Regions from separate parts of the Mus musculus genome. Here region 2 is linked to region 1. The links are chromatin loops, found by intact Hi-C in ENCODE. Cell type or tissue: left cerebral cortex. All regions are shown on one strand. Each heading gives the region's core, and the rest is flanking DNA. Links, peaks and the distances in the headings are about the cores only. Region 1 has its middle 280 kb from the start of Gm24732. Region 2 holds the start of Khdrbs2 (KH domain containing, RNA binding, signal transduction associated 2).

Region 1 (12,699 bases), core at 1,903-9,902:
AATTTAAAGCGTACTTTAAAACTGAAAATCTTTTACATTTGAGTCTTATTTACATAAAATGTCTCATACAAAATTTGGAATTTTTATAAGTCATGCTAGGGTTAGTGAGTGATATGATTTCATTGATGCAGAACTGAATTACCAAGTTTACTAGCCTGTTCAGAGTGCCATAAAAAGAAAATAGGGTGGTAGCTCAAGCAAAGAAATGTATTTATTCACAATTCTGGAGGTCTGCACTGGCTGTAATCAGCTACCTTCTCAATGCGGTTCTGTAGAGAGCCGCCTATACCTTTTGCATTGTATGTGGCCCAAAATTTGATCAGACGAGGACACACCCTATGATTTCACTGTTGTCACGAACATTGAGTAGCAGGATCCCAATCTTGAGGTGGAAATTCCTGGTTTCTATAACAACTCAGTTGTGTCATGTGATACGATGATTTTCTGGAAGCTGTCTTGTGAGAGGGCGTGTGATGTTTTGCTGAAAACAGACAATTGAAAGGTCATGTGATATTTTGCTGAAAACAGAAACTTGAAATGGTGCCTGCATAGCTCTGAGTGCCCCCAAAAAGAAACTAGAGAGAGCACACATTAGCAGCTTGACAGCACATCTAAAAGCTCTAGAACAAAAGGAAGCAAATTCACCCAAGAGGAGTAGAAGGCAGGAAATAATCAAACTCAGGGGTGACATCAACCAAGTGGAAACAAGAAGAACTATTCAAAGAATCAACCAATCAAGGAGCTGGTTCTTTGAGAAAATCAACAAGATAGATAAACCCTTAGCTAGACTCACCAGAGGGCACAGGGAAAGCATCCTAATTAACAAAATCAGAAATGAAAAGGGAAACATAACAACAGATCCTGAAGAAATCCAAAACACCATCAGATCCTTCTACAAAAGGCTATACTCAACAAAACTGGAAAACCTGGATGAAATGGACACGTTTCTAGACAGATACCAGGTACCAAAGCTAAATCAAGATCAGGTTAATGATCTAAACAGTCCTATATCCCCTAAAGAAATAAAGGCAGTCATTAATAGTCTCCCAACCAAAAAAAGGCCAGGACCAGATGGGTTTAGTGCAGAGTTCTATCAGACCTTCAAAGAAGACCTAATTCCAGTTCTTCACAAACTATTCCACAAAATAGAAACGGAAGGTACTCTACCCAACTCATTCTATGAAGCCACAATTACTCTGATACCTAAACCACAAAAAGACCCAACAAAGATAGAGAACTTCAGACCAATTTCCCTTATGAGTATCGATGCAAAAATCCTCAATAAAGTTCTAGCTAACTGAATCCAAGAACACATCAAAATAATCATCCATCCTGACCAAGTAGGTTTCATCCCAGGGATGCAGGGATGGTTCAATATATGGAAATCCATCAACGTAATCCAGTATATAAACAAACTCAAAGACAAAAACCACATGATCATCTCGTTAGATGCTGAGAAAGCATTTGACAAAATCCAACACCCATTCATGATAAAAGTCTTGGAAAGATCAGGAATTCAAGGCCCATACCTAAACATGATAAAAGCAATCTACAGCAAACCAGTAGCCAACATCAAAGTAAATGGTGAGAAGCTAGAAGCAATCCCACTAATATCAGGGACTAGACAAGGCTGCCCACTTCCTCCATACCTATTCATCATTGTACTTGAAGTCCTAGTCAGAGCAATTTGACAACAAAAGGAGATCAAGGGGATACAAATTGGAAAGGAAGAAGTCAAAATATCACTTTTTGCAGATGATATGATAGTATATATAAGTGACCCTAAAAATTCCACTAGAGAACTCCTAAGCCTGATAAACAGCTTCAATCAAGTAGCTGGATATAAAATTAACTCAAACAAGTCAATGGCCTTTCTGTACACAAAGGATAAACAGGCTGAGAAAGAAATTGGGAAAACAACACCCTTCTCAATAGTCACAAATAATATAAAATAACTTGGCGTGACTCTAACTAAGGAATTGAAAGATCTGTATGATAAAAACTTCAAGTCTCTGAAGAAAGAAATTAAAGAAGATCTCAGAAGATGGAAAGATCTCCCATGCTCATGGATTGGCATGATCAACATTGTAAAAATGGCTATCTTGCCAAAAGCAATCTACAGATTCAATGCAATCCCCATCAAAATTCCAACTCAATTCTTCAACGAATTAGAAAGGTCAATCAGCAGATTCATCTGGAATAACAAAAAACCTAGGATAGCAAAAAGTCTTCTCAAGGATAAAAGAACCTCTGGTGGAATCACCATGCCGGGCCTAAAGCTGTACTACAGAGCAAATATGATAAAAACTGCATGGTATTGGCATGGTGACAGACAAGTAGACCAATGGAACAGAATTGAAGACCCAGAGATGAACCCACACACCTATGGTCACTTGATCTTTGACAAGGGAGCTAAAAACATCCAGTGGAAAAAAGACAGCATTTTCAACAAATGGTGCTGGCCAAACTGGCGGTTATCATGTAGAAAAATGCGAATTGATCCATTTCTATCTCCTTGTACTAAGGTCAAATCTAAGTGGATTAAGGAACTCCACATAAAACCAGAGACACTGAAACTTATAGAGGAGAAAGTAAGGAAAAGCCTCGAAGATATGGGTACAGGGGAAAAATTCCTGAATAGAACAGCAATGGTTTGTGCTGTAAGATCGAGAATCGATAAATGGGACCTCATAAAATTGCAAAGCTTCTGCAAAGCAAAAGACATCGTCAATAAGACAAAAAGGCCACCAACAGATTGGGAAAGGATCTTTACCTATCCCAAATCGGATAGGGGACTAATATCCAATATATATAAAGAACTCAAGAAGATGGACTCCAGAAAATCAAATAACCCCATTAAAAAATGGGGCTCAGAGCTGAACAAAGAATTCTCACCTGAGGAATACCGAATGGCTGAGAAACACCTGAAAAAATGTTCAACATCCTTAATCATCAGGGAAATGCAAATCAAGACAACCCTGAGACTTCACTTCACTCCAGTCCGATGGCTAAGATAAAAAATTCAGGTGACAGCAGATGCTGGTGAGGATGTGGAGAAAGAGGAACACTCCTCCATTGTTGGTGGGATTGCAAGCTCGTACAACCACTCTGGAAATCAGTCTGTCCTTTCCTCAGAAAATTGGACATAGTACTACCGAAGGATCCAGCAATACCTCTCCTGGGCATATATCCAGAAGATGTCCCAACCGGTAAGAAGGACACATGCTCCACTATGTTCATAGCAGCCTTATTTATAATAGCCAGAAGCTGGAAAGAACCTAGATGCCCCTCAACAGAGGAATGGATACAGAAAATATGGTACCTTTACACAATAGAGTACTACTCAGCTATTAAAAAGAATGGATTTATGAAATTCCTAGGCAAATGGATGGACCTGGAGGGCATCATCCTGAGTGAGGTAACCCAATCACAAAGCAACTTGCACAATATGTACTCACTGATAAGTGGATATTAGCCCAGAAACTTAGGATACCCAAGATATAAGATACAATTTGCTAAACGCATGAAATTCAAGAAGAACGAAGACCAAAGTGTGGACACTTTGCCCCTTCTTAGAAATGGGAACAAAACACTCATGGAAGGAGTTACAGAGAGAAAATTTGGAGCTGTGACGAAAGGATGGACCATCTAGTGATTGCCATATGCAGGGATCCATCCCATAATCAGCTTCCAAATGCTGACACCATTGCATACACTAGCAAGATTTTGCTGAAAGGACCCAGATATAGCTGTCTCTTGTGAGACTATGCCGGGGCCTAGCAAACACAGAAGTGGATGATCACAGTCAACTATTGGATGGATCACACGGCCCCCATGGAAGAGCTAGAGAAAGTACCCAAGGAGCTAAAGGGATCTGCAACCCTATAGGTGGAACAACAATTAGAACTAACCAGTACCCTGGAGCTCTTGACTCTAGCTGCATATGTATCAAAAGATGGCCTAGTAGGCCATCACTGGAAAGAGAGGCCCATTGGACTTGCAAACTTTATATGCCCCAGTACAGGGGAACCCCAGGGCCAAAAAGGGGGGGTGGGTGGGTAGAGGATTGGGGGGTGGGTATGGGGGGCTTTTGGGATAGCATTGAAAATGTAAATGAGGAAAATACCTAATAAAAAATAAATTAAAAAAAAAAGAAAGAATATAAATTGATCCCCACAAACAGTGAGAGGATGCTCCTGCATTACAATCCCTCATTTCCTCACTGGTCATGACTGGTCTTCGTTAGTGGTGCTTCTCATGGTGCTCCAGCTAATTCTGGCTGCTTCCTCTGACTTGTGCTATCTCAGAGATGCACCATTTATTCTGCTGGATGATGCCTTCGCTACTGATTTGTGTTTGGTGTTTACTATTGAACTAACCTGCTAGAATCCTGACAAGGCATGGTGGAATCGCCCCAAGAAACTACTTCTAAACAGGTCCACAATATCCCTTTCCCATTAACCTTTTACCTCTTACCTCTGGTTGGTGGGTCAGAAAGGAGGTCAGCATTTAAGAACCCTAAATATTCAAGCCTTCATAATTTATTCATCTTAGAAGGAAACATTTGTCCATTGTGGTCATATAAATTACAGCAATTTCACATAGTTCTAGTCCACCATACTACATGTGGTATACACCAGCTTCAGGCTATGTAAAGAACTGAGTTGGATTCTAAAGCATAAGCAAAGAATTAAATTACACTCATTATACTTCGTGTGTTAAATTGCCTTTTATACTTTATAGCCAATGGGATGACGTGTGGTACACAGTACAACTTGGCCATCTATGTAAGCTTTTACTAATTCCGAGAAAATATAATGTATCATGTTTTCAGCTTGGGAACTTATATAACTTGGAAGGTTTTGAAAGTCCTTCCTTCATTTATCTTATTTAGACTAATATTTTTCTAATGTACACAATAGGTAAGAAACTATTTTATTACTCATAGCTAATAACTCGAATAAGCAGGCAGAATTGGTACATTTTTTAAGCCTCTTAATATGGTTTTCATTACTTGTCCTTATAAACAATTCTCCTCACGACCCTTCCCCACTGCTACTATAGGGAACATGGAAAGCACATTTCTTAGGAGGCAGTGGCCTTATCTCCAGGCTGCTATATAGGATGTGGCATATTTAGCAAGGCTCCACTTACATAATAAGCATTGTTGTTTGCATATGAACACACACACACACACACACACACACACACACACATACACACACACACACACACACACACACACACATATATATATTTCAAAATTTCCAGCAGATGGCAGTAAGATGTCTCCTTCTGCAGAAATCAGTGTAAAATAACAATTTTCTGAAATGTAGAAATAACGGTTCATAAGTAAAGAACATCGTTTTGTAATTTACAAAAGGACTCAAGCAGAGTGTGCCTCCTGCAGCACGGGCCTGGGTTAAGTCATCTGCAGTTGTTCCTGGTTTACTCCAGGCTGAATGAACATGAGCAACTAACATTTCTTAACAGTCTTTTGTTCTGCCCATTAATAGTACCTATAAGAACAGGTTAAAGGGCCTACACATGCATGAGCAACATATATGGGAAAGGGAGATGCTATGGAATTCTTTCTTCCTGAAAAATAGATTCTTTTGATATTATTTTAAGATACTCAGTGTAAGACTTGACCTTTGACTATAATGAATATTCAAACTTAGATAGACTGATATATTTAATTTTTCTGATATATGTTGGGAAGTAAGGATAAAATTTTCTTGAAATTATATTATTTTTGGGTTTTTTTGTTTTTGGTTTTTCAAGACAGGGTTTCTCTGTGTAGCCCTGGCTGTCCTGGAACTCACTTTGTAGAGCAGGCTGGCCTCGAACTCAGAAATCCGCCTGCCTCTGCCGCCCAAGTGCTGGGATTAAAGGTGTGCACCACCACACCCGACTGAAATTATATTATTTTTAAGGTCACTTTTTTCCCAGTTGTGAGCAAAATGTGTCCACTCCAATCCTCTGAAAGGAAGGCTCAAAGAATAATTAAAGTAGGCAGGGAAATTCTTCAGACTACAATGTATGCCTTAAACCTATGAAAGAAAGAAAAAAAGACTGAAGGAAAGGATTGACAGAAATCTGAGAGACTGTAGCACATTTCTGTAAAACCTTTGGTCAAGCCAACATGAGTCTCTAAATAAAGACTGTCCACAGAAGTCCTACATTGGACAGAAATAGCCTGTCTCCAGCACTCTTGCCAAGCTGTCATTATTTGTAAACCACCTAGTATGTACTCTGACTAAACTTAATGGCAGATCCAAAGGTGTAGCAAGTAGAGCTATCTGCCAACCTTTTCCATAGCACCTGAAGAAACCTTTAAATGAGCCGTGAATACATTTACTGATCTTGCTTTATGCATTTTAAAACACAATTGTAACATGCCCATACATTTTCACCCCTTAATACATGTGATAGTGTAATATAAATATTTACATAATTGAAGGATAAGACATACACCTTCAATAGTATGAAATTCTTCCAGTCCACATTCTCAGTAATAGATGATTGTAACAGATGTCAGTCATGATGTAGCTGACGGGGACGATGCTAATCAGATCTCCCAGGTACTTGATGAACATTTTACATGACAGAGGTAGAACATGCACGCTGTTCAAGAGCACACACAGAGCATTAGCAACAATATTTGGGGCCACAGAAAATCCTAGTAGGTGTTAAAATATTGAAATAATGTTATTTTGTGATCACAATAGAGTAACATTGGAAATCAAGTGGGAAAGGGAAGCCAGAAAATGTGTGCGAATGTATGGAAATTTGCAACATATTAACCATTAACAATTAGCAGCCAAAAAAAATGAATCAAAAGAGAAACATACAGACAAACACAAGTTAAAACACACTATAAAATGCGAGTTTCAAAAATACAGTGCTAACTCCAAAATTACCTGTAAATTATCTCTTTAAAATGGAGAAATATCTTTTATTAATAATTATACTTTACCTGTAATGGAAATAAAAAGTGAGAGTTAGTTTAAGCACAAAGAAGAAAATGGGAAGCAAGCCAGAGATAAAATATGAACACCCAGAAAACAATAGATATGATGAATGAGACCAAGAGATCTGTTTTGGATTAGAAGACCCAGGAAACACTAGGAAAGAAAACGTCTTGCTGCTACCTTTATAGAAATAGAATGTTGTGTGAGGGAACAGTGTATAAAGGTAGACAGCAGCAAGCAGGAGAGCCCGATTCAAGCAGATAAATTCCCAGCACTGCATCACTAGCCAAGAGTAAATCACGAATTAAAAACATGAATAAACTTAGTATTGACCTAGTCTGTAATAAAAATATCACAAGAACAAAAGCCCAAGAACTGTTGACTTTTCTGTTGAATTCTACCCTACTAGTTCAGGAAGAAATACCTCTTCCAACCAGTTGAAGAGAAAACAAGACACCTAATCTCATCCCAAAAGGCTGACCCCAAAGCTAGAGAAAGACTTAAAGAAAAACTGTACACTTTTGGCAACCTGCATGCCATGACTCTGGAAATTTTACTAGGGTAGAGGAGGACTGTGGAAATGAGACATACTAACAGACCTACAGAAAAGCTGGGGGGTGGTGGTGGGGTGACATCAACCTCCACAGCTATCCTGAGCCTCGGTATATTTATTGTGTACAGCAAGTGGGAGAAATGAGCTTGTCTAAGTAGGAGTTGTCTAGGTACAAGCAGTTTCAGGCTGTGAAACAACTAGAGGATGAAGTTGTCGTGCTAGTTAGAGTAGATATAAATCAATCATTCCTAAGTACTCAGACTTGGACCAGAGGACAGATTCACTGCTTCTAGCCTTATGGGGTGGGGGAGGAAGCTTGGCTAGATTCTCGTGGATCTGAGACACTGGTCCTTTACATGGCCACGTCCATGTCCAAATGAAGAACATACCCTCTTTCAGGAGTTTATCTATTGTTTACACATTTATAAAATCAATATCTCTGATGAATGCCGAAGTAAATTCCTTGGTAACATCAAGTCTACATGATTAAACAACATTCTGAGATTATACATTTTGAAAGATTTAGTTTTAGTTGTGGTGTGTGTGTGTGTGTGTGTGTGTGTGTGTGTGTGTGTGTAAATGAGTATTAATGCCTGTGGACGCCAGAGGCAATATATCTTATGGAGCTGAAGTTATTGAGAGCTACACAGCATGGATTGTAGAAAAGAACTGAACTCTGGTTCTCTGGAGGGCAACAAATGCTCTTAACCAATGCTCTTAACCTCTTCAGCCTCAAGGCTAATCTGTATAATCAAGTATAATTTATCACTGGCATGTAAGAATTTTCTCACATATAAAATTTAGTATTATATTTCACATGGATAAAATGAAGAAACAGAAACACACTTTAACTGACAAGGAAAAATATTAAACAAAACTTGTGCTCTTTCATTATAAAACCTCTCAGCAAACTAGGATTGGAAGGGAGGTATTGCAATACAATTTCTATATATTCCAAAATCCAGTTATCTTTGTATTTGGTGGTCAGTGACCGAACATTTTCATCGTGGGATTACATTAGGGATAACTTTTCTTAACTAGTTCTTATTTAGAAAAACTGGGTTAGAATAGAGTGTCTTTTTACTGCTGTGAACAGACACTGTGACTAAGGCAACTCTTATAAGGATAATATTTAATTAGGGCTGGCTTACAGGTTCAGCGGTTCAGTCCATAATCATCAAGGTGGGAACATGGCAGCATCCAGGCAGGCATGGTTCAGGAGGAGCTGAAGAATACTATATCTCATTCCAAAGGGAAACAGTAGAAGACTGGCTTCCAGGCAGCTAGGATGGGAGTCTTAAAGCACATGCCCACAGTGACAAACTTCCTCCAACAAGGTCATACCTACTCCAAAAAGGCCACACCTCCTAATAGTGCCAAGCATATTCAAACCACCACATTCCACTCCCTGTCCCCATCAGCTTCTTCAAACATATGAGTCTATGGGGGTCATACCTAAACATAGCATAATGCAAAATACATTAATTCAACTTTAAAAGTCCCCATAGTCTATAGCAGTCTCAACAATGTTAAAAGTTCAAAGTCTTTTCTGAGATTAATCCAACCACTTAAGTATAACCCCCAAAGCAAGACAGGAAGCCAGCTGGGCAAACTCCAAACTTTATATCTCCATGTCTGATGTCAAACAGTCTTCAGATCTCCAACTCCTTTTTCATCTTTGTTGACTACAACAAACTTCTTTCTCCTGGGCTGCTCCTACTTCCTATTAGCAGTTTTCCTCAGTAGATATCTCATGGTTCTGGCATCTCAAACATCATGCAGTCTCCAAGGCATCCTCAACATTACAGCTTCTTGTTCCAATGTCTTGGATCCTCACGTGATCTTCTGGGCTCCTCCAAAGGGCTTGGGTTATATGTCCAGCTCTAACCTCTGTAGCTTTGGTTAACTCCCCTCCACTGTTGCTGCTGTTCTTGGTGATCATCCTATAGTTCTGGCATCTCCAATATGCTGGGATCTTCTGCTGCAACGAGGCTTCACCAATAGCCTCTCATAGGTTCTCTTCATGGTGCTAAGCCTCAACTTCTTTTTGTGACCCTTCAGTCTTTGGCTATCAACTGCAGCCGAGGTGCACATTCACCAATGGCCTTCTCTGCCTTTCCCAGTGCCAAGCTTCAACTGCTCTCTTTGACCCCTTCATACCTTCAAAACCAGAACCTTGTTGGTGATTCTTACTTATTTCCAAGTCTACCTACTGCACAAAGTACAACCTTGGCTATCTTGGATAACTGTTTCTTTGCACTCTCAGAAAACACTTCCCAGATTTCACCTCAGTAATGCTAATCTCTTCTTAATCACCACTAATTTCTTAGTTCCAACTAAGAAGCATCAACTGTCCCAGTAGTCCCATCTATTCTTATCTCTAAAGCCAGAGCCACATGGCCAAAACTACTGAATTCTGCTGCTTCCTGGGGCTAGAACATGGTCCCCTGTATCCTATTACTAGCTTTCTGTTTTCCAAATCCCTTCCTTCCTAAGCTTGGCTGTCCTAGAACTTGCTCTGTAGATTGATGCTAAACTCAGAGTTCTGACTGTCCCAGTCTCCTGTGATTAGGGATATATACCACCACGCATGGACCTAATTTAGCTGGGTGAGCTCTTGCCCCAAAGTTCCATTCCCTTAATCTGTTATCTACTAGAATATAGGATCCAGTTCTATTCCACTTCCTGATGTCCCTTTAATACTTGAACCATATATTTTGTATTTTTCCTTTCTCAGCTTGCTGCTTTTCATTAAAACACTCTCCATAAGATTGAACTTTAGTAACTGCATAGCACAATTTATACTAGGCTGTTTTAAGACTTCCTTTTTCAAAACAATTAATCTAAATCCCTTTGCCTTAGCCTTAGGCAGACTCTTCAGACAATGGCTAAAAGCAACCACATTCATCACCAAATTATGACAAAAATGGTCTCTGTGCCACATACTAAAATTCTTCTCCACTGAAATGTCTTGGATCAGATCTGCACAGTTCAAATCACACCTATCAACAAATGCTTCCTTATTCCTATTAGGATAGCCCATTAGACCCCACTTAAAGGATTCCACTGGTTTCCAAATCCAAAGTTCCAAAATCCACATTCTCCCAAACAAAAGCATGGTAAAGCCTAGTACAGCAATACCCCACTCCTGGTATTAACTTCTGTATTCGTTAGGGTTTTACTGCTGTGAACAAAAACTATGTCCAAGGCAACTCTTATAAAGACAACAATTAATTGGGGCTGGCTTTCAGATTCAGAGATTCAGTCCATTATCATCAAGATGAGAGTGTGGCAGCATCCAGGCAGGCATGGTGCAGGAGGAGCTGAGAGTTCTATATCTTGTTCCAAAGGCAATAAAGAGAAGACTGGCTTCCAGGCAGGTCTTAAAACTCACACCCACAGTGGCACACCTACTCCAACAAGGCAATACCCCTAAATAGTGCCAGTCTCTGGACTAAGCATTCAAACCACCACACATAGTATATGAAAGCTTTCTGATACCAGACTAACTCCCTTTTCCTTACATTACCTGTTTTGTGCTCATTATTAGCTCCATCTTTCCTAGATTTCCTATTATTGCCTCAGCAACCATGAGTCTTTCTCTTTTCTTCTCTCCCTGCCCTTGTACCTCCTTGCCCTCATCTCTACCCTCATTCTCCCTTCATTTTTCTCACTGATGTTCTAAGTAATTCTTATGTTTATCTACCTTAGAGTGGATGAGTAAAAACACAATGATATATGTGCATAAAACAGAAGATATTCAATTTTAAGAAGGAAAGAAATTCTTAAATTCTTTAAATTCTTAAAAAGAATTGCTGAGTGTGTAGCTCACTGGGGAGTGTTTTCTAACATACACAGGGCCCCATGTTTGATCCTAGGCTGTGATCAAACAAGGAAAGAATTTCTGACAAAATGTACTGTGAGGATGAATCTTAAAGAAGTGAAGAGAAGCAGTATCAAAACACAAGAATTAAAATGACTCCAGTTCTATGACATACCCAACATAGTAAAAAACTCATTTATCTAAAAAGCACGATGTCTGCTACCAGATGCTTTGGGCTTACACTTTAATGGTGTAAAGTAGCCCTTTCCAAAGATAAGGAAAGTTGTGGAGATGGGTGTTCATGGTGGTTATACAACAAAATATATTTAACATCATCAGATATACAGTTAAATTTCTAAATTTTGTTTTATATATATATATGCATGTATATGTTATTTATTTTTCATGTATTAGTATTAATTAAAATGAAAATTAAAATGAACAGAATATTAAATATATTGCATAAATTTATAACATATAACAATGTAACAACATAAATCATGAGTAATTTAAGCAATAATAATATGTGTCAATAAAGTCAGATTGGACTAACAAATTTGGAAATATCCCATGGCTAAATTATTCCCCACATTTCTAAAAGCACTTTTGTAACAGAATTGAAGTACTATAATTCTGACCGTTTTCTTGACTAAAATTGTGGTATTTCTGTATATGCCCTCTTAAGCATATAGCAGATATAGCATTAATTTTTTATTATAGTATTTATTTAAACACAAGCAATGCCATCATTTGGTGATTGTGTGTCTTTGTTGAAAAATGTTTACCACATATCACAGATGTGAAATCAATGTGTAGCTAAGGGGAAAACAGTGTTATCAAAATGCCACTAATCTCAATGGTTGTCATTATAAAACAACTAAATACAGTCATGTAGCACAAAAGAACATTTCATCAATGAGAGATCCCTTTTCTACTGTTGTTTGGCAAGATGATATTGTTGCTGAAACACTCCATCACTGTCTGTCATTTTTCTATTGCTGTGATAAGACACCATGGCCAAAGTAACTGATAAAAGAAAACATTTAATTAGTGGCTTATAGTTCCAGAGGGCTAGAGTCCATGACCATCAGAGCAGGGAGCATGGCAGCAGGCAGACTGGCACAGTGCTCCTGATATACAAACAGGAAGCAGAGGGGGTGGGGAACTCTGTGAATGGCACCAACTTTTAAAAGCTCAAAACCCAAACCCTAGTGACATAACTGCCACAAGGCCACACCTCTTAATTCTTCCCAAACAGTTTCACCAGTATTCGTACAAGCATATTATCCTATGGGAGCATTTCCATTCAAGACACCACAACCATCTAGTGATGCCAGTGATGGTAAAGG
Region 2 (12,699 bases), core at 1,983-9,982, 670 kb after region 1:
TTAATGTAGAAGATCTTTGGGGGAGACAGTTGGACATCTCAGCAGTAGTAATCATGCAAGCCTACACAGGACCACACAAGACACAGCAAAGCTGCACCCTCACAGTCTATCAATGCCATCTTCTCAGTTTGGATATTATACACTAAAATTTCACATTCTCTTCTCATTTCACAATTACTGGCAAATGCATAACAACTGCAAAATAAGTTTGGGGTTTGGGTTTTTTTGTTTGATTTGTTTTGTTTTGGTGAATACATGCTCTGAAAATGATCCTCTGTGATTAGAAGTAAGACTTGATAAAATATGGCTGAATTTGACAGTGAACGAGTTTCTGGAATTTTGTTTTCAGGGGATGTCTTCTAACTAGAATAAAGGTAATATGTAAGACTGATTTCATCCACTTGGTATCCATGTGTCAGATGCAGAGAATGAAGGCAAGCATTAAAGATTCAGAGACCTAAGTCACAAATCCAACCTCCCAGCTAGAGAAAAGAAACACAAAATCCAATAAAATTGCATGTTGCAGTGTAGTTGTGCAAAAGTAAAAAACAAGAGAGGCAGGTTCTTCTAATCCACAATAGATAACCCAGATAAATAAGCTATTTTCACAGATTAAGGGGCAACCTGGCCCAAGTTGTTGAATGAATAGTAATTCCAACCAGGTAGACAAATTAAGGAAGGTCATTCCAGAGAGATGCAACACTTATGAAACCTGAATTACAGGAGGGAGAAAAGAGGCAGACAACTATATATCATGCCAGATGGCATAGGAAAGAGGCCCCCAGGGGAAGCTTCTGAAGTCGGCTGAAGAAAAACTTTCTGTGAGTGGGCTGAAAAGCACTATCTGAACAGCTTTCATAGTGGATACAGTTGATTCAATGCTGATAATTTGCTGTGCGTTATGAGTGCAGTCTACTGATATGGACCAGTCCACCCTGGAATGATGAATTGACATCAGTGATCTTGAGAAAACAGAAACCATGTAGAGCAGCCTTGGGGTGGACAGGTAAGGATGAGGAGAGTGGCCATAGGGAAGTGAATTATTTGTTCCAGGTGAGATAAATCAAGCTGAAAGGATCAAAAGATAAGACTGCAAAGGAGATATGTAGTAAGAGTGTCAAAGAGTATGAACTACATGTTTCAGAAAAAAGAAATTAGTTTAAAAAGCATGTGCTAGTCAAAATTCCACTTTAGATGAATCCTTGTGAAATACAGTATTTATTGAAGTGGACTGAGAGGCAGAAGTGTCTAAAAAGAAGGTGAACCCAGCCATGGCCAGCTGCACAAGCAAAGGGAGGAGACGGACCCTGCGAGAGTATCAACAGTAGGAATTACAGGCCCAATGGGTAGGGGGAAAGTAGAGAGAAACTGGACACAGCTGTTAGGGGTGACTCCGACAGTAGAGTGACTGTTTTAGGACAATATTGAAGACACAGGCTAGACTGAAGGGTTTCGAGAAAATAAAATAAGAAAAATGAGGGAACCAGATGCAGATTGATAACATCAGACACTTGAAAGACACAAGGGAGGATAAGTGTCAAGAAAGATTAATATTATTACTTTTGCAAGTGAGACACATTCTATTTTTTTAAGTTATTCATGTTGAAAAGGCAGTTACAAGAATAAATAGAAGTGGGGGACCCAAGGAAAGAACTTTGTCTCCGAAACAACCTCAGTGTGCATGGGAAGCACTGGTGATGTAGATGTTGACGCTGAAAGAACATAATCAGCTGTTGTTATTACAAGAAGATGAGGATGGACATGGAGCCTACATAAAAGGGTGAACATGGGGTCTGCATGTGCAGACAGACATATGATCTGCATGTAAGGATGCACATGGAGCAAATAAAGGGATAGACATGGGATCTGCACATGAGGACGGACATTGGGTCTGTATAATGGTTTGTATATGCTTGGCCCAGGGAGTGGCACTATTAGGAGGTTTGGCCTCATTGGAGTAGGTGTGGCCTTGTTGGAGTAAGTGTGTCACTGTGGGCATGGGCTTCAGACCCTCTTCCTAGCTGCTGTCAGTCCCACTAGCAGCCTTCAGATGAAGATGTAGGACTCTCAGCTGCTCCTGCACCATGCCTACTTAGATGCTCCCATGCTTCCACCTTGATGATAATGGACCGAACCTCTGAACCTATAAACCAGCCCCAAATAATGTTGTCCTTATAAGAGTTGCCTTGGTCATGTGTCTGTTTACAGAAGTAAGCCCAATTAAAATCTACATGTGAGGATGAACATGAGATCTTCATGTGATGATGGCCATGGGATCTGCCTGTTAGGATGAGCATGGGGGTCTGCATGTGAGGGTAGGGGGTCTGTATGTCAGATGGACATGGAGTATGGAAGCATGAATAGGAAGTCTGTATGTGAAGGGCATGTAATCTGAATGTGGTAGGAAGTAAGGAACACAACAGAGCATATACACAGAGACCCAGGAAGCTGCTAAGTGGGAAGGCATTGTAAGCTGAAGATGCTTGATGAGATCTGATGTCATCATTGAAAGAAAAAAGAAAAGAAAAGAAAAAAAAAAAAACTAGCCTGAGAAGTAACCATTGATGGGAAGGGGCATTAAAAAAAAATCTCTCCCTGCAATCATGAAAATCTGTTTTCTCATTTTGTTTATGAGTTAAATTTTTATTCAGCATTGATTCAAATAGCAAAGTAGGAATTATTTTCCTATTCTTATCAAATCCAGTCTCAAATGTGGTTAAGCAGACATGTTCAAATGCTAAAGAAATGTGTTTCTTATATTTATATAAAATTCTCCCCTTCTTACTGTAAGCAAAAATACTTACCTCAAATTGTCTCTCTGATCCGCATTGCATTTCCCATTTTACAGATAGGAAAAAAAAAAAAAAAAAAGAGTACCATACAGGAAAGCAGACGCATCTTCGCGTCAGCGCAGCCTGTGCAGGGGTCAGTACTCAGTACCAGATTGTTCATTGCTAAAACGCATTGTTTTACTACGTTATTCATTGGTTAGACTGCAGACTGAAGATATCAAGAATTTAATCTATGCCCATGTTTGTTTTTATTTTCAAAATGTAAATAGGATTATACAATATCAACAGAGAGGAAAAAAAAAAAAACATTAGATTCATCAAGAGGAAAGTCCACTGAAATAGTTGCATGAGTAGATTTTTTTTTCTTAGCCAGAAGATGATTTTAGGCATAGGGTCGATAAGTTCCATGACTTAACCATTGTGCCTGGCTCTGCGGAGAACATTTAGGGAATATGATCTAAATTTTAAAGTGATCCTTACTGAGAATTTAAATCCAGCTCGGTTTTGATACGTTATCATTTGTGATAAATACAAATGGATGCCATCTTCCCACACTTAAAAACCCATATGCATCTGTAAACATAAAGGTTAACTACAGTTGTCAGGCCAAGTCTGTCACCAAGAGTCCTAGAGTAGCTCAAAACTATTTTGTTAATCTTTGATTTTTCCTCCCCACTAATTAGCTAAAACATTGGTTAATCCGTTAATATTTGTGAAGAATGCAGAGTAGAAAGCCTTGTCTGAATCATCTTTACTTGAATTGAATAATACTTCAGAAAGTATTAAATGCTGCAATTGAATCAAGAAGTATGAATCTGCCACCCAGCATGTTCAATCAAAAACAAGCATATGTTCACACAGGTACTTCACATACAAGACCCAAGCCTTCAAAGTAGTTCAATAGAATTAAGAGCATGAATCTGTCTCCACTATACAGCATCGTGTACATGCCTCAAATCATGCTATGGTGAAAGAAATGTATTATTACTATATTTACTTATACTGGGAAGGAATGGAAAAATACCAAAAATGTTCAGCTATTGACTTTTTTCTTTCTTTCTTTCTTTCTTTTTTTTTTTTTTCTGTTCAGAATCCGAAAACATCACTCTTCTCAGCAGAGGGCATCTGGGAGTGAATAAGAATTCTGGAAACATTAGGATCTCCTAGTCTCACTATTTTCTTTGAGACAAGAAAACTGGGACCAGGGAAGGAAAACTTACAAAATTCGGCTAAATAAGCATGGAATCAAATTAAGGTAGCATAGATACAAATAGCCTCATGTGACTCCAAGGCTAAAGCAGAATCCGACCTGCGCCAGAACTTTCAGAATCATGCTGGGTTTGTCCCGTGAGCAGATTCAGAAACACCTTCCATAACAAATGGCCAACTACATAAAACTGTAATTACAGCAGGGAAGTTATGCATTATACAAACCCCTTAACACATATTATTCAAAATCTGCTATAACTAATAGTCAAAATCATAAATTATTGTCTTTTAATTATTTTTGTATGACCCCTACTGAAAATACAAAACAGAAAGAAATGAAATAAAATACAATGAAAAGAACAACAACAAAAGTTATTCAAAGCCCCACAGCCTTGTACGCTTAAAGAAGCAGGCACAACTAAGGAGAGGCTGGTATCTATCACTAACCAGAAAGCAAAGTAAGCCATTGTGAGAGCTCCCTGCTTTATATCTCTGCCTCTCGAAACTCATTCCAAAGAATGGAATCATCTAGATCATTCTTACTGCCCCCCTCAGTCTCAAGACTGTCTGCCCAGCACTGCTGACATGCACTCCAGTGTGCACTTTCCTTCCATTTGAGTATCTGTGTCAGGTTTATTTATAGCCGATGCCTTCAAACGCAGCATTTCCAGGTATGAGAAATAAAATCTCTACAGTGATCCTAGAAACCCTCACAAATGGCCTTTGAGAAGACAATGGAAAAAAATCTATAATGCAACATGTGCATTATGATTCGCTGAGACTCCAAAGCACGCTTACCTTACACTCTAGTAAGCATGTGTACAGTTACAGAAGTGATGGCGGCCCTGTGCATCTTTTTATGGAACTATCTGACTACTCTAGGATTACTGCCGCCACCTCTTTCCTTCTCTTTCTCTCTTTTCTCATTAGGAATTCTCTGAAATTTAGGCACCCTCTTTGTTTCTTACTGAGATGCCTTTCTAGTCCTGAGCTTTTTAAAATAACCCATTACAAAAGCAGGCCATGCTTCCCCCTGCTGGGAAAAAATTAAATTACAAGGTACATTAGAATGATTTCCTAAATCTGAAGAAATCTAGTGTTTGGGAAAGAAAAAATCAGCAGGAAACCAGATACTTCGTGGTCTCCTAACTCTTTTACTGGTCAAAAATACTCATGCATCTCACCCTGGTAAGACTTTTATCTACATCTCTTAGTTCTGTAAGTTTTAGAAATACAATTAATACACATTAATTGAGCTAATTATTAAATTATTAAATTATTAAATGAGCTAATTATTGAGCCATCTGTCCCAAAGAGAGCTCCAGGTCAGAGAAGATTTTGAATCTTCTTTCATTGTACACTGAATGGAAATACTTCTGAAGAACTGACTGAAGCAAACAAATCAAAGAACACATTTTAAATCTGTTCATGTTTATTGAGTCATTATTTTCCAATATGCAGTTGCTCTCCAACAGGAGAGAAGAGTACTGTTCGTAACTTTAGTATTTCAGTTTAATTTATTATGACTTGATTATTAGGTAGTGGTAAACATGATTGCATTTCACTGCCTAACTACTCTACAAAGCCAGCTTTTCCCTTGAAAACAGGATAAGTATTTCACATTCCACATTTTTTCCTGGCAGTCTTTCATGAGATACTTTGTTATTATAGGTTATAATAAATAGCAACCACTAAAAATGCCAAAATGCATCTAATGTCTCTGAATCGTATGAGGAGTAAAAATCTTTCTATGATACACAAGTAAATCTCAAAAGTATCTTAATGCTGAGGGGCATGCTGAGAGAAAGATGTCACTGATTCTTCTAGTGGGTAAGACCTCAGGCTACAAAGCTACACTCTAGCCAGTTTGATGATGAAGCACTTCATTATTAATAAAACATTCATCTAAAAATTCTGCAGTTGTGTTAAATAGGAGAGTGCAGGGTACCAGGTATCCTGGATGTCTTCAGTTGCTACCATTGTTTCACATATATGGAACTATATTGGGTTAATATTTCTGACGGAGAAGTTTTCATGTGTACCTTTTTTTTCAAACGACCTTTCAAAGCAATGCAAAAGGCAAGACATAGATGTTCCTCTGGGAACTGAATCTCTGCTACATCACAGGTACACAAAAGAAAACGCACACCTGGTTTAAAAATCAGTTGATCAATTATGGAGCGTTCCTAGGGACCAGTATCTTGCATAGTACCCAATCATCACGTTTCGATTACATTTATAAGCACTTTAGCCTCTGCTTACCACGCTCACATAAATATACGAACATGCATACTTTATTGTTGAATAATTCTAAGACTTTCCAGGGAAAATACCTATTAAAAGCTATCAAAATCACTTTGAAACGCAGAAGGAAAAATATATATTATAAATAAATAAATATATAATAACGTTAATCTGTGACCAAGATACTCTCAGAACACTCCATGGATCGCATTTACTCCTGAACTGATTTTGCTGGCTTCTGCAAAGTAACAAGGTCCCGGTGGATCACCTGACACTTGCTAGTTTCCCTGTCCAGGACCCTAACAGGTCGCATCACTCTGCCATTAGACCTCAGGGCTAATTGAGCCTCCGAGGAGCCAGGCATCCAGCACTGTGCCTCCTGCATTAGGAAAGGGCTCTCAGGGACAGTTTCTGCCCAGCTGAGAGATTGCCCTCCCCAACTTCGCCTTGCCGGGGCTGGCAGGAGCCCAGCCGGTCCTACCTTCCGCCAGAAGGCGCGACGCGTGCACAAAAGATGGATCCAGGCTATCCTTCTCTGCCATCAGCTCAGGCAAGTATTTCTCTTCTCCCATAGCGCGGACTTCGGACCGTGCCCGGTCAGGCGCAATTTCCGCCCGCTCCGACGCCTTGGTCCCTGGCTCCCCCGGGAACCGTTCTTCCACCGTAGAGCGCAGCTCTAGCGCCTGGGGCTGCGCAGACCGCGCTGGTACCTGCCTCTCCCGCGCCCCAGCCAGGCTCCGGCCGTGGCCTCAGCTGGAGAGGATGCCCGTGCGGCCCAACCCCGCCGGCTTCCTATTGGAAGCGGGGTCCGAGGGCGGGGCGCACGCGGAGACTATGGACTATCATTGGGCGGGGCCGCAAGTCGAGTCGCCTGAGTGGCAGGAGGCTGCTGCGGAGGGGAGGGGTGTGCGAAGTGCAAGCGCACTCTCCTGGCCGCCTTAGCCCGCCGTGTTCTCAGGCCTGGCCAGTGCTGTGGAGTGGGTGCGGGCTGCCAGGCAGGCACGAGGATGAGAGAGCAAGAATGTGTGCCCCATGAGCACAGAGGCTGAGCACTTCACCTAGGTCTCCAAGGCACAGGTGTCTCTCCCCTGGATGATCGCAGACTCTTGGGCAAGGTTGGAAATCTGAGACAAAATGTGGGCTGTGTTTCCCATGACCTATATCTTGGGGCAGAAGGATGTCCACTAATGTACAAATGAAGAAGTGCCTGGATTCTGTAGTAGAGCAAAACGCTTCCAGTGTACCTTGCCCGTGATACAGAATTAGTTCTAGGGATCCACCCATTCTTATGGTGCAAAATTCACTCACTGTGTAAACTTAGCGGGGAGAATTGTGAATGAAAGAAGCTAGATGATGCCTAACTTCTGTCGCTCTGATGTTCTCCTATTTTAGACATCAGGGTCTCTTTCGCTGCCATGGGAATGCTGCTGAACTACTTTGTATATGCCCCACCTTTATTTAAATGAGTATTTTACCCACAAGAATCATCGCCAAGGAAGGAGGGATAAGGGAGGTACCCTTCCCTTCCAGATGGGACCCCTGAGCTGTACCTTGTCTACTTAAAATGAAATGATTCTTTCTTTAAAATTATCTTTTCCCAAACAATCCCTTGTCAATATTTCTACCACCCATTCACCTGGGACAACTTTCCCAGTATATAAAACCTGCTGGGAGTTTCCTAATTTCTCTTATTCTGTCCACAGTGTTACCTAAGTATTTATTTTAGGTGAAATTAGGATGTTATATTGATTTTTGTATGACATTTTAAAAAGTTAACATGTTTCACATCCATGAGATAACTCACTCCAGCTCAGAAAAACACTGAGCAACCCAGAGATACCAGGTTTTGCTTCTGTAGTCGGTGTAATATACCTCATAGCTATGCTAAAGCTGAGGCTAAAATTCAAATGTAAGTAGTATGAAGCTTCAGACAGCAGGGTTTACCCTACTCTCCCATATGCTAGACACTTTTAGACTGTGCATACATCCAATTAGTGTTTAAAAGTATTGAAAAGGGTCTAGAGACTGGACTTGAATAATTGCCAAATGAGATAGACATACTGTGTTGTGTTTTCTCTCACGGGGATGCTTTCTAATGAGTGATGACAAAGAGAACCAGAAACACATGACAAATGTCAGAAATAATACTAGACTACACATAATCCTAATCTGTAGAGTACTTTGTGTATTTAGTACATAATGGACATCACAAAATAAAAATAAGCTATATTGACCCTTAGAAACCAATATTCTTATTATTCACCTCCAGAGGATTAGCAACCAAAGGCAAAAACCCAAATACCCTGGAGGGGTGCCCTCATCCACATTCAAATCCATATGTTCCCAGTAGGTGACTCCAAATCACTGCGTTCTCCCCTGACTCATATATTTTGAGGCCATCAAAACTGTGCATTAAATATTTTATCTTATAAATACAAATGTAAATAAATTGATAACCTATAAATAAATTATTGTTGAATAGAATATGTGTGGTTATACATAAATAAATTATAACTATTTATATGCTTCCCTCTTCTGATGCTAGGAAGACTCAATCATACCTTAATTGATTTTCAACCTGAGTTCTAGTCCTGAAAGACAATTTAAGATTCAATTTTGCTTATTGTACCATTATTTCAAAAGTGGTTTATTAAGAAAAATGTCACAAGTCAATTAGTATCCAAATGATGCATAAGGCACATATTCTACAGAATATGTTCTGTGGTGAATGTAGAAGACACATATTTATTTCTTTTACATATCCTATGAACATCCAAGAAATTTATTCAGCTTATCTTGCCACACTAGTGGGATATACACATTATAAATTATTAAATAAGTTAAAGCATTTGTACTTCCTTCATTGTTTCAATCAACCTTTGTATAACACACGGCCACAGAACACATTCACAATAACAATCTGGACAGATAGACCAGTCATCAAGAGGACTTGTTTCCCTGTTATGAAGACTGGTTTCTCTCACCCTCATAGCAAGCTTAGTTTCCCCCAAATGCCTGTAATGTCATCTCTACAGTGGGCAAACACAAGAGGATCACCAAAGCTACCTCCCTTCTGGACTAGCTGAGAAAGGATGAGCCACATATTTAGGGTGGGGGGAGGGACATTCCTTCAAAGGAGTAAATAAAGGACAGGGTTGTCTTCTCTTCTGGCCCCTAAGTACTCACAGGTGAGTCAACTCACAGAAATGCATACAAAGAAAGAAGGAAGGAGAAAGAAAGAAAGAAAGAAAGAAAGAGAGAGAGAGAGAGAGAGAGAGAGAGAGAGAGAGAGAGAGAGAGAGAGAGGAAGGAAGGAGAGGGAGGGAGGGAGGGAGGGAAGGAAGGAAGGAAATAGAAAAGAAAGAAAGAAAGAAAGAAAGAAAGAAAGAAAGAAAGAAAGAAAGAAAGAAAGAAAGAAAGAAAGAGGGAGGGAGGGAGGGAGGGAGGGAGGGAGGGAGGAAGGAAGGAAGGAAGGAAGGAAGGAAGGAAGGAAGGAAGGAAGGAAGGAAGGAAGGAAGGAAGGAAGGAAGGGAAAAGAAAGAAGGAAACAGGAAAAGAAAGAAAGAAGCAAGCAAGGAAGGATGACAGATTAACAAAATTGGCAGAAATTAGTAATTTGTACAATAATATGGAGACAACTGTCCTCCATGTGTATAATCACTGTTTAGAATTCTAATGAGTAGATGTATTGTCTAATATAATTGAGAATTGAAATGTTAACTGATTAATGTTTTGCTGAAGAGTCTCACAGATTCTCATTAGTGAAAAGCCTCTATTTTGATGTTGAGTTTCTTTTACTTTCATTAAGTACACAAGTCATCTGTCAGTGCACATATCGAGTATATAATATACTTTAGGATTATAAAAGAGAATGGGGAAGTCTGGCAAATGTCTCACCAGGTCTAAGTACTTACTACTCAAGAATTGCTTGAACATACCCACTCCCAACACACAATAACTCTAATAAAATATAAAGAACTTTTGTATGCGAATGAAGAGTGGAGAATTGGTTACACTGAATATCAAAAGCAGTGATTATATATACTGCAAAAGATCTCTCTTTTCAAATCCTCTGCTAAGAGGAGTTAAGGAAAGGAATTGGGGTGAATATGACCAAAGTGTATTGTATTATAATCTCAATTGTGAAAATAATAGAGTAGGAAAAGAAAAGGAAAAGTCGGCCACACAAAGTGTTAAGAATCAAAATTTGCTATATGCAAATGTGTCACTGCACAAGTTAATATGCACCACTTATATCCTAAATATATGCTTGCTGGTTTTAGAAAAATTTAAAATATTCATGGCATAATTTAGGTGAAATGTGTGTAAGTTAAACATGGCAGAAGAGATACACAAAGGAAAAAGGTCTGGCAGTTGAGGGTTGGCCACTGAGTTGTAATGCTGCTGTTCTGAATGCTCGCAATTTGAACAAATGTCCAAGGGGAAAAAAAAAAAAAGACTGTCCTAATTATGAAGTGACCTCAACATCTGAGTAATACATTTCTGGTGTTGGAATTATCTGTTTTTGTGAAATTAAGCAAAGTGAACCTCTGAGTAGCTACTACCCTTGATGATGGCAGTGATAGGAGATTCCTGATTATAAACAATGAAGCTGTCATTATCCTGTCAAGGCAAGCTCTTGTCTGTGGTCTTAATATTAAATCCAATAGCAGTTGACTTGTTGCTCAACTATTGATTGTTTTCTGGAGAAAAACAAATTAAAGTAAGGAATTACAGCACGAATATGTAATATTTTCCGTGCACAGCAAATCAAGATCTGGTCTCCATTCTATTTGGTATAAAGTAAGGAGATGAAGGCCACAAGGAAATTTAATATGAAAAGAAAACCGACAGGTAAATTGAAATTCTTTTCACTCAATATGTATCGTGACTAACACAAGGGGTAAAGATTGGATTGAGTTTTAATTTTGATTTAGGAATTACTTATCGACATTCCTGAAAGAGCTGCCTAATATTAAATTAGAGTCATAAGAGAATGCCATCCCACTCAAAGACTAAATCACTGCAAGTATCCAGATGACACAAATTTCCTAGCTCTTCATCTGTGTGTAGCATTTTGATGTATATGGCATAATTATTGTGATGTCCTGCTGTACAGAATAAACATACCATGTTATCTAAAATATTTTTATAATGTAGGTAGCAACTATAGAAGTAAATATTTCAAAGACAGGGCAGAAGGTACAACTGAGGAGAAGAAGAATTGTTTCACATGTGCAGAGTTGAAATTTTGTGATTAAAAAAAGTTCTGAAGATGACTTGTGCAAAATTTTAAATATGCTTAAAATAAAGACAGTGTCTACTTAAAGATGATTAAGATGGTAAACTTCCCACCCCAAAAATAACACAAATGTCAGGCATTTGAAGAGAGTAATGAAATTGAAAATGACATTCCAGCTTTGTCTGGTAGTACACAAATACAATAGCAATATTTGTGAGCTAAGGAAGGGGCTAACCAGAAGTTCCAGATCAGACCTGACTACATAGAACCTAAGATCCAGATCAGAATGGACTACATAGAAAGCTTATCTCAAGAAAAATTATCTAAATTTAAGAATTCATATATCCTATATAAAATAGAAAAACAGAAAAACATAAGTATTGGGATTCTGAGCAATGTCATAGGTTGAAATTATCTCACTGTGAAACAGCTTTAATACTGGATTAGATCCTGGGACAGACTTTCCTCTTTCCCCCACCCCTAACAATCCTGACAGTGGAATTGACCAAACAAGAATAATATTTATGATTCCATTCTTGTACTTTTTCTCATTGCGTAATGATTGTATAAACAATTACCTGTGCTTTGAGGAGAGCAGATAAGGCATATGAGGAGTAAAGAGCATCATATTTGATACTACCCGCAAACAAGAAAAAAAATTGTATAGACACAGGAGCAGAGATGGAGAACATGATACAAGGATATAGTAGGTAGGGTAGAATATCAACATTTGAGGAAAATTGTATAATGCACATAATAGGAATTCCATGATTTTGCCTGTTTTTTGGATGTGATGTGATTTCAGAATAAACAAACAAAAATTAGCGTTAATAAGGTAACTTTAGTAGATATAACTCATGAATGATTTGACGTATCACACTTTACAAGCTGGCCTTGAACATGGCAGGCCTGCACTTCAGCCATACAGTGCCAATTATTGTCTACATGGAATTCACAAATTCACTGTGAAGTTAGTAGTATTTTGAGCACTCATAACTTTAGAAAAATTGGAAATATACCAAAAATAGATAAATAAATAATTATCTTTATGTCTCTAAATTTCAAACAATAATGTAAATTACTATGTTTTAGTTTCAATTATTCTTTAAAATTATATGTGCATACATTTATTAAAACAACTATTATTGAAAACTGGGCTGGCCCATCCCTCTTATCCTAGTACTCTGGAGATGGAGGTTGGAAAATCATGAG

Evidence for each region. Peaks named below come from ENCODE experiments on the same cell type or tissue, not always from the same donor. Only the 100,000 strongest peaks of a DNase experiment are listed, where the experiment ranks them.
Region 2: it touches region 1 in a loop (5-fold over the local background); 4 of 42 quality-filtered maps call a loop at or near these places.

The regions. Positions count from the first base shown.
Region 1 is chr1:32,840,801-32,853,499 of GRCm38, reverse strand. No RefSeq gene overlaps it. Among named protein-coding and RNA genes, the nearest start is that of Gm24732, 280 kb to the right of the region's middle. In left cerebral cortex, for the core only: no CTCF peak of the experiment used is centred there; no DNase peak of the experiment used is centred there.
Region 2 is chr1:32,167,036-32,179,734 of GRCm38, reverse strand. Khdrbs2 (KH domain containing, RNA binding, signal transduction associated 2) reads right to left here and starts at 7,013. Exons shown (of 9, transcript NM_133235.3): 1 at 6,727-7,013. The coding sequence starts at 6,817. In left cerebral cortex, for the core only: a CTCF peak has its summit at 5,039 (motif pointing left); DNase peaks (open chromatin) are centred at 4,974, 5,805, 6,021, 7,047 and 1 more place; H3K4me3 peaks cover 4,320 bases; H3K27ac peaks cover 3,159 bases.